Regions from separate parts of the Homo sapiens genome. Here region 2 is linked to region 1. A link is a contact called in ENCODE Hi-C or POLR2A ChIA-PET data. All regions are on one chromosome and are shown on one strand. The core of a region is the stretch at or near the end of the contact, and the rest is flanking DNA. Distances in the headings are between cores, read along the strand shown.

Region 1 (3,961 bases), core at 670-3,169:
AGGCTTTCTTCCCTCCCTCCCTTCCTCCTTCCCTTTCTTTCTCCCTTCCTTCCTCCCTCCCTTCTTCTTCCTTCTAACACTAACAATTATATACCTTGGGTAATTCATTTAAACTTTTTTTTTTTTTTCCTGACAGAATCTTTCTCTGTCACCAAGGCTGGAGTGCAGTGGTGTGATTTCAGCTCACTGCAACCTCTGCCTCCCGGGTTGAAGTGATTCTCCTGCCGCAGCCTCCTGGGTAGCTGGGATTACAGGCGCCCGCCACCATGCCTGGCTAAGTTTTTGTATTTTTTTATTAGTGACGAGGTTTCACCATGTTGGCCAGGCTGGTCTCAAACTCCTGACCTCAGGTGATCCACCTGCGTTGGCCTCCCAAAGTGCTAGGATTACAGGCGTGAGCCACCGCGCCCGGCCTACTTTCTGAGCCTTAGCTACTCTACCTAAGGAGCAGAGATAATAATTTGCTTCTATTAAGACAGAGGACTAAATAAAATAACCTCTTAAAGCCACTTTAAACTTTCCAGTCTGTGCCTCCATTAATTTCAGGGAGAAATTCATCCTTGATAACAAGCTGTTATGATGAAAGCAAACATATTTCTACAAAAGATGTTTGGTCCTTCTTTCCTTCTCCTTTCCTTTTCTTCTTCTTCTTCTTTTTTTTTTTTTTTGCCTATAAACAATCATTTTCTAGTATTATATGTGTGTGTGTGTGTGTGTGTGTGTGTGTGTGTATATATATATATATTTTTTTTTTTTTTTCAGATGGTGTCTCATTTTGTCGCCCAGGCTGGAGTGCAATGGCGCAATCTTGGCTCACCACCTCCCAGGTTCAAGCGATTCTCCTGCCTTAGCCTCCTGAGTAGCTCAGATTACAGGCATGCACCAGGACACCCAGCTAATTTTTGTATTTTTAGTAGAGACAGGGTTTTGCCATGTTGGCCAGGCTGGTCTTGAACTCCTCACCTCAGGTGATCCACCCGCCTCAGCCTCCCAAAGTGCTGGGATTACAGGGTGAGCCACCGTGCCTGGCCTATCCTACATATTAATAGTTTACTTTTTTTTTGAGACAGAGTCTCGTTCTGTCATTCAGGCTGGAGTGCAGTGGTCCGATCTCGGTTCACTGCAACCTCTGCCTCCCAGGTTCAAGCGATTCTCCTGCCTCAGCCTCCCAGGTAGCTGAGACTACAGGCGTGTGCCATCACGCCTGACCAATTTTTCCATTTTTAGTAAAGACAGGATTTTGCAATGTTGGCCAGGCTGGTTTTGAACTCCTGACCTCAGGTGATCTACCTACCTTGGCTTCCCAAAGTGCTGGGATTACAGGCATGAGCAACCACAACTGGCCTAGTTTACTTATTTATTATAATTTTTGTATATTTCACCTCCTCTATTCAGATTTCAGCTCCACAAGGGCAGGGATCTTTGTGTCTGTGTTGTTCACTGACAGAGGTATCCCTAGCACATAGAACAGTGTATAGCTCCCAGTAGGTGCTTGGTAAGTAACAGCTGAATGAGTGAATATGCTCTGAGGTAAATGCGTGGTCTGTGAGAGCAAATAACTAAGGGACCTTCCCTAGTTTTGGGGTCAGGGAAAGGGTCTCTGAGGAAGGGATACTAGTACCTTAGAGAGTACTAGTCTTAGAGGGCAGCTGAGACTTTAGGGTGAGGGAGGGGCTTCCTATTACATACTGAAAATGAAATCTATCATTTGATTTGACAGTAACCATCTGGCTGTAACTAATAAAACGTAGGCACAGAGAGGGCAAGGGATTGGACGGTCAGCTCAGGAGGGCACATCCAGTGGGCCAGGCCATTGGGAAGGACCCCCAGAAGCTCAGGCTTCTGCCCCCTCCTTTCTCAGGACACAGCGCTGCAGGGCGGTGACTCTCACGAGCCCTTTGCCCATGGATGCCCGTGCCTCTCTGGACTCCATCCAGGTTCTGTAATAGGCAGATTTCCAATACTACTGTGCTATTCAGGAAAGTATTGCAGAAGTGAATTAATTTGTGCCAATTGAAGAGCATGACAAAAGTACAAAGGAATGGCTCTCCTCATGTCCCCTCAAGGTCAGTTTCATCCATAACAGGTAAACGAGGTCCACTCAGCTTCTGTCTGCAGGGGCTGGGACGCTTACCTGGTCCAGTCTCACAGGTTACAGGGAACTGCTTTATCAGGGGCACGGAAGTGTTGCTGTAGTAGTCAGTATCCAAAACCCACCAGTATGGACGCTGTCCAAAGAGAATCCTATGGAAAAACAGAACAAGTTTCTGGGGTTACTGAATGAATGCTTTTGCCCAAAGCCTACACCTTCAAGAAGAGTGTAGCCTGAGAAGGATTTCACATGTTGCCTCTAGAAGGGAGAACTGGGTGGCTGGGGAGAAGTGTGAGAGGGAGATATTTCATGACACTTCCTTATGTATGTAACTTTTGCATTTTGAACTGTTTGAATGTATTATCTTTTTTTTTTTTGAGACAGGATCTGGCTCAGTAACCCAGCCTGGAGTGCAGTGGCGCAATCTCGGCTCATTGTGACCTCTACCTCCTGGGATCCTCCCACCTCAGCCTCCTGAATAGCTGGGACTACAGGTGTGTGCCACCACATCCAGCTAGTTTTTGTATTTTTAGTAGAGACGGGGTTTCACCATGTTGCCCAGGCTGGTCTCCATCTCCTGAACTCAGGCAATCCTCCCACCTCAGCCTCCCAAAGTGCTGGGATTACAGGCATGAGCCACCGTGCCTGACTGTATGATCTATTTAAACACAAATAATGAAGCCCAAGATTCTGAACTCCAGGCAGGCGCGGTGGCTCACACCTGTAATCTCAGCACTTTGGGAGGCCAAGGCAGGCAGATCACATGAGGTCAGGAGTTTGAGACCAGCCTGGCCAACATGGTGAAACACCGTTTCTACCAAAAAATATAAAGAATTAGCCAGATGTGGTGGTGCGTGACTGTAATCCCAGCTACTCGGGAGGCTAAGGCAAGAGAATCGCTTGAACCTGGGAGGCGGAGGTTGCCGTGAGCCGAGATTATGCCACTGCACTACAGGCTGGGTGACAGAGCAAGACTCCATCTCAAAAAAAAAAAAAAAAAAATCCTGAAATCCATAAAATGGCAGCTATGTGACTTTTTTTTTTTAACCTCAAGAAGTATTTGTCCTGGAAGAATGCATATGGAACTACAGTTTGAAACTTGGACTTGCATATACCATGGGTTCCCTCAGGCCTCAGGGAATCTTGCATTTCCTCTGACATCAGAGAATGCACTCCAGCCCCTAGGACGAGCCCCCCCCAGGGAAACATGGCCTGCATTTCCATCAGAATTGCTCTCTGTAAGGATGTATATAGCTTCAGATGCTTGTTCTGTATCCTCTCTACTTTGAAACAGAGTATCTCAGACAAACCACTTCCCCTTTAAAAGTACTAGATATATCTTTCACTGTGGAAATAGGTGTCAACCGCCAGTCAGGATGCCTTTTATCCCGTGATGGTGGAATAGTGATTTCTCACCGAAATCAGGGAGAGCCACTAACTCTGGCCTCTATCAACCCAGAGAGATTGCATGGTTCTTCAATGGAGATCAGATGTTTGGAATAACACTTCATCTTTTTATTTTTTAGAATCATGCGGCTGGGTGTAGTGGCTCACGCCTGTAATCCTAGCACTTAGGGAGGCCAAGGCAGGCAGATCATGAGGTCAGGAGTTCGAGACCAGCCTAGTCAACATAGTGAAACCATGTCTCTACTAAAAATACAAAAAAAATTAGCTGGGCATGGTGGCGGGCACCTGTAATCCCAGCTACTTGGGAGGCTGAGGCAGGAGAATCACTTGAACCGGAGAGGCAGAGGTTGCAGTGAGCTGAGATTGCACCATTGCACTCCAGCCAGGCAACAGTGCGAGACTCCATCTCAAACAAACAAACAAAAGAAAGAAAGAAAGAAAGTGGCCAGAATGGGAATGTTT
Region 2 (3,753 bases), core at 1,014-3,513, 71 kb after region 1:
TCCGCCTCCTGGGTTCATGCCATTCTCCTGCCTCAGCCTCCGAAGTAGCTGGGACTACAGGGGCCCACAACCACACCCAGTTAATTTTTTGTATTTTCAGTAGAGACAGGGTTTCACGGTGTTAGCCAGGATGGTCTTGATCTCCTGACCTCATGATCCGTCCACGTCGGCCTCCCAAAGTGCTGGGATTACAGGCGTGAGCCAAGGTGCCTGGCCTAAGCTAGTTCTCTTTTATTTGAAACTCACTCTAACACTGACAGTAGCATTAGCACATTCACTTCACGTCGTAAATGAAACTGAGGGTCTAAAAGGAATATACTGGAGTCCCCGTGCAGTGACTCACGCCTGTAATCCCAGCACTTTGGGACGCTGAGGCGGGTGGATTACTTGAGCTCAGGAGTTTGAGACCGGCCTGGGCAACATGGTGAAACCCCATCTCTACAAAAAATACAAAAATCAGTGGGCATGGTGGTGGACTCCTGTAGTCCCAGCTACCTGCGAGGCTGAGGAGGAAGGATCGCTTGAGTTCGGGAGGTCAAGGCTGCAGTGAGCAGCATTCCCGCCACTACACTCCAGCTTGGGCAAAAAAAGTGACACCCTTTCTCAAAAATAAATAAATAAATAAGAAATAAAAGAACTATACTAGAGTCATCATGTCTGTAACAGAGTCCTAGTTCCCAGATCCAAATCCCACTGTTCCCTCTGTACATCTTAAACTGACAAGGAAACAGAGGACAGAGGACCTACTGCTCAAGAACACAAAGATAAATATAGGACACTTACACCATCCAGTCCATCATGGCTATTGGTGAGAAGAATGGGGTCAGGGACTGGGAGATTCATGTCAGAGTGGATCTGAGTTAGGTCATGGATGTTTAAGATTGGTTCCTGAAAGACACCCACCCCAAAACATTAATCTTTTCAAGCTGAACAAAGAAGTATTTGATTTGAAGAGCAAGAAATGAAAGTGCTTTTACAGTTTAAAAAAATAAAAAGAAGAAGAATCAACAGTTTATCCCAGTTGACAGTAATACCAGGGCCAAAAAAATTGGGGAATTTGAGGAAAGAATAGGGTCTCTCACCTTCAGAAAACTATCAAGTTCTAATAACTTCTTTGGGAAAAAATTTGCCACCAAGTCTTCTGCCTAAGGAAGAGGGAAAATACAGCTGAATTAATATCTGTGGGAAGGTCTCTCTCTCTCTCTCTCTCTCTCTCTCTCTCCAGGTATCTCCTCTTTGGGAAATTCTCAACCAACAACCATTTTTCTATTTATTTCACTCACCTCACTTGTGATCCGCTCCCTGAAAGAATCAACCTAAAATTAACAAAGAGAGCAATTCAGTACCTGGGGACAGAGGTAAGAGCAGGATGGAGAATCCCAATCCAACTGTCTTTCCCTCACCTTGTAACTGTAATAAGAAGCTGAGAGGCCCCCAGACTGCAAATACTTTATTTTTTTGAGGATCCATTTTTCCATCTCAGAAGAACGCAGGGCTTTGAGGACAGCACCTGCCTGTCTCCTCTGTCCTCCCCCTTCCCTCCCTTCCTCCTGTGTCTGAAGCTGTCTGAATTTGATAAGCAGACAAAAGACAGGTAGTTAGGGAAGATGTGAGCTCACAAACGTGCCAACCCCCACCCAGACCTAGTCTATGATACTAGGCAGGCCAGCCGCCAAGGGCAGGGGCAGTGTCCAGGGACGTTGTTGGGCTGGGGGATTACCAGCTGTCACGGGCCTAAAGCCCTGAGTCCAACACGTGTCCGCGGAGGTGTCCCCGGGACTCTCCATCATCAGACGCGGTACAGAAAGCCATCCTATATTTTCCTCTCCCGCGAAGCCGACCCCGGGAGTTGGGGGCTGGGCTGAGCCGAGCGGAAGCTCAGAGCTGGTATCCCCAGGGAGACAAAGACGCCATGGGGAGTAGGAAGCCGGTCAGACTGCTGGGGGATCAAAGCGAGGGGCAAAAAGGCCGGACCGGTGCCGCTACCTTGAGCTTCACTTCCTGATCCACCTTCAGCAACGAGGCCATGGCCGGGCCGGGCCGTGTCCGATCCTCTGGACACCGGAGGCGCTGTGGACTCCAGGGAGGGGGCCGGAGGGACCTGAGAAATCTCGGCTGACCTCGGGACCCGACCGCCCTTGCTGGCTTACTCACTGCTCGCTCGCTCCCTCCCTCTGTGCCGTCCGCCCGCCCGCCGGCAGCCTGCTGCCTGCTTGCTCTCTCGCTCGCCCTCCCGGCTTTCGCCGCTCACGCCGGAAACTGCGTCACAGCCAATCGCCGAGACTCCTGCGAGGCTGTGCACGTGCGCTGCGCAGCCGCGATGAGGCATGGCTTTGGACGCTCCCAGCGGGGTTCACACTGCCGGGGTCAAGTGTCGGGTAGGGGTAAAGTAAAAAGGAGAGCTGTGGGGAATGGTGCGCTGAGAACTGAGCCTCCGAGAGACTCGGAAACGGTGCGGCCCTCTCTGTTGTCCCGGAACTCGCCTTCACCGAAGGGACCTTCTCAGCCGCTGCACTCCCGGGGACAACGCCGTCGCGCCCCAGTGACGTAGGCTCGGGGAAGTCGGGGACCCGGGTACTGGGTTCGGGGGTGTAGTCCCTGATTCCCGCTGCCTCTGCCCGTTTGCCGAGGCTCAAGTGTTTAGGCTAGAGCGAAAAAGACAAGCGCCGTTGTACCAAGCTTTCCTGGTACATTTCCCTGCCAACTGATTCTCGTAAGCTTCCAGACCTCAAAGATCAACTACCTAATTGGCAAATTGATCCCCAGAGTAGGGTAGGGCTTGTCCAAGGCGTTTCCAGTACATCCTGAGCCAGAACCCAGATCTCCTAACTTCTACGGCAGTGCTGTATCTATTTGCCTAGTGGAAGCATGAGACTATACCTCTTCATGCACCCATTCATTCGATCTCTCTCTCTCGACATTGGATATATCATTCAATAAAATGGGGCAGGGCACTGTGTCAGATTCTAGAAATATGTGAGTCACATATGTAGGTTGAAATCTTCTAGTAGCCACAATTAAAAAGTAAAACAAGTGAAAATTTTAGTCATACATTTAACCCAGTTTATACAAGTATTTCAACATGTAATCAACATTTAAAAATCGAGATCTTATGCATTCTTTTCTCATACCAAGTCTTCAAAATCCAGTGCGTATTTTACACTTAACTGCACATCTCAATAAGGCAACACCACATTTGTAGTACAGTGCTCAGTAGCCACATGTGGCTGCTGGCTTCTGTATTGAAGAGCACAGCTCTGGGAAATCAAAGGCAAACAAGATTCAAGGTCGCTGGTCCCATGGGGCATAATATTGGAAAAACACCAGAAAGTAAACTGACAAGGTAACTGCAAAATTTGATAAATGTTAGGGAAAAAGTGGATGACATAGAAAATACGAGAGATCTATTTTAGATCGAATGGCCAAGGAAGGCCTCTGAACAGGCAAGCTGTGATCTAAAGGATATAAAGAGGTTAGCATGGAAAGAGTGAGAAGAGCCTTGAGAGGTATAAGGGCAGCTCAGGCAAATGCTCTAGGGAAGGAAAGAGATTGTCTTGAAGACAAAGACTAGTGAGCTGAGGGTGAGGAGGGTTGTTAGTAAACAATCTAGATTAAGTGCAAAAGGAGGTCATCAGATTTGTATTTTGGGGTCGCTCTTGCTGTTGAACATTTATCCTAGGCTGGCCTCTCTACTAAGTGCTAGGAAAATGAGGGGAATACACAATTAAATGGAGTAAAGCACAGAAGACTGAC

Evidence for each region. A loop is a pair of places that touch in the nucleus more often than their neighbours do. ChIA-PET counts read pairs that join two places held with the same protein, here RNA polymerase II (POLR2A). Pooled maps may share reads with other maps.
Region 2: a loop to region 1 is called in a map of OCI-LY7, with 2.4 times the contacts of the local background. The contact joins the promoter of PSME3 here to the enhancer-like site in region 1. A Hi-C loop is called at or near these places in 3 of 168 maps with a recorded cell type or tissue (OCI-LY7, heart left ventricle and right lobe of liver) and 1 of 50 pooled maps. POLR2A ChIA-PET finds 5 or more read pairs at or near these places in 11 of 52 experiments (BJ, GM10248, H1 and 8 more).

What each region holds. Positions count from the first base shown.
Region 1 is chr17:42,902,214-42,906,174 of GRCh38, reverse strand. G6PC1 (glucose-6-phosphatase catalytic subunit 1) reads right to left here. Exons shown (of 5, transcript NM_000151.4): 2 at 2,135-2,244. Among named protein-coding and RNA genes, the nearest start is that of G6PC1, 3.4 kb to the right of the region's middle. Within about 2 kb of position 1,919, at least 2 of the 41 ENCODE cell types and tissues checked have a DNase peak (open chromatin) inside an H3K27ac peak, as active enhancers do; they include right lobe of liver, where a contact is called at or near this core.
Region 2 is chr17:42,831,907-42,835,659 of GRCh38, reverse strand. It overlaps PSME3 (proteasome activator subunit 3), which reads right to left and starts at 2,263. Exons shown (of 11, transcript NM_005789.4): 1 at 1,987-2,263; 2 at 1,284-1,316; 3 at 1,083-1,145; 4 at 784-888. The coding sequence starts at 2,028. RefSeq lists an enhancer at 2,446-2,615.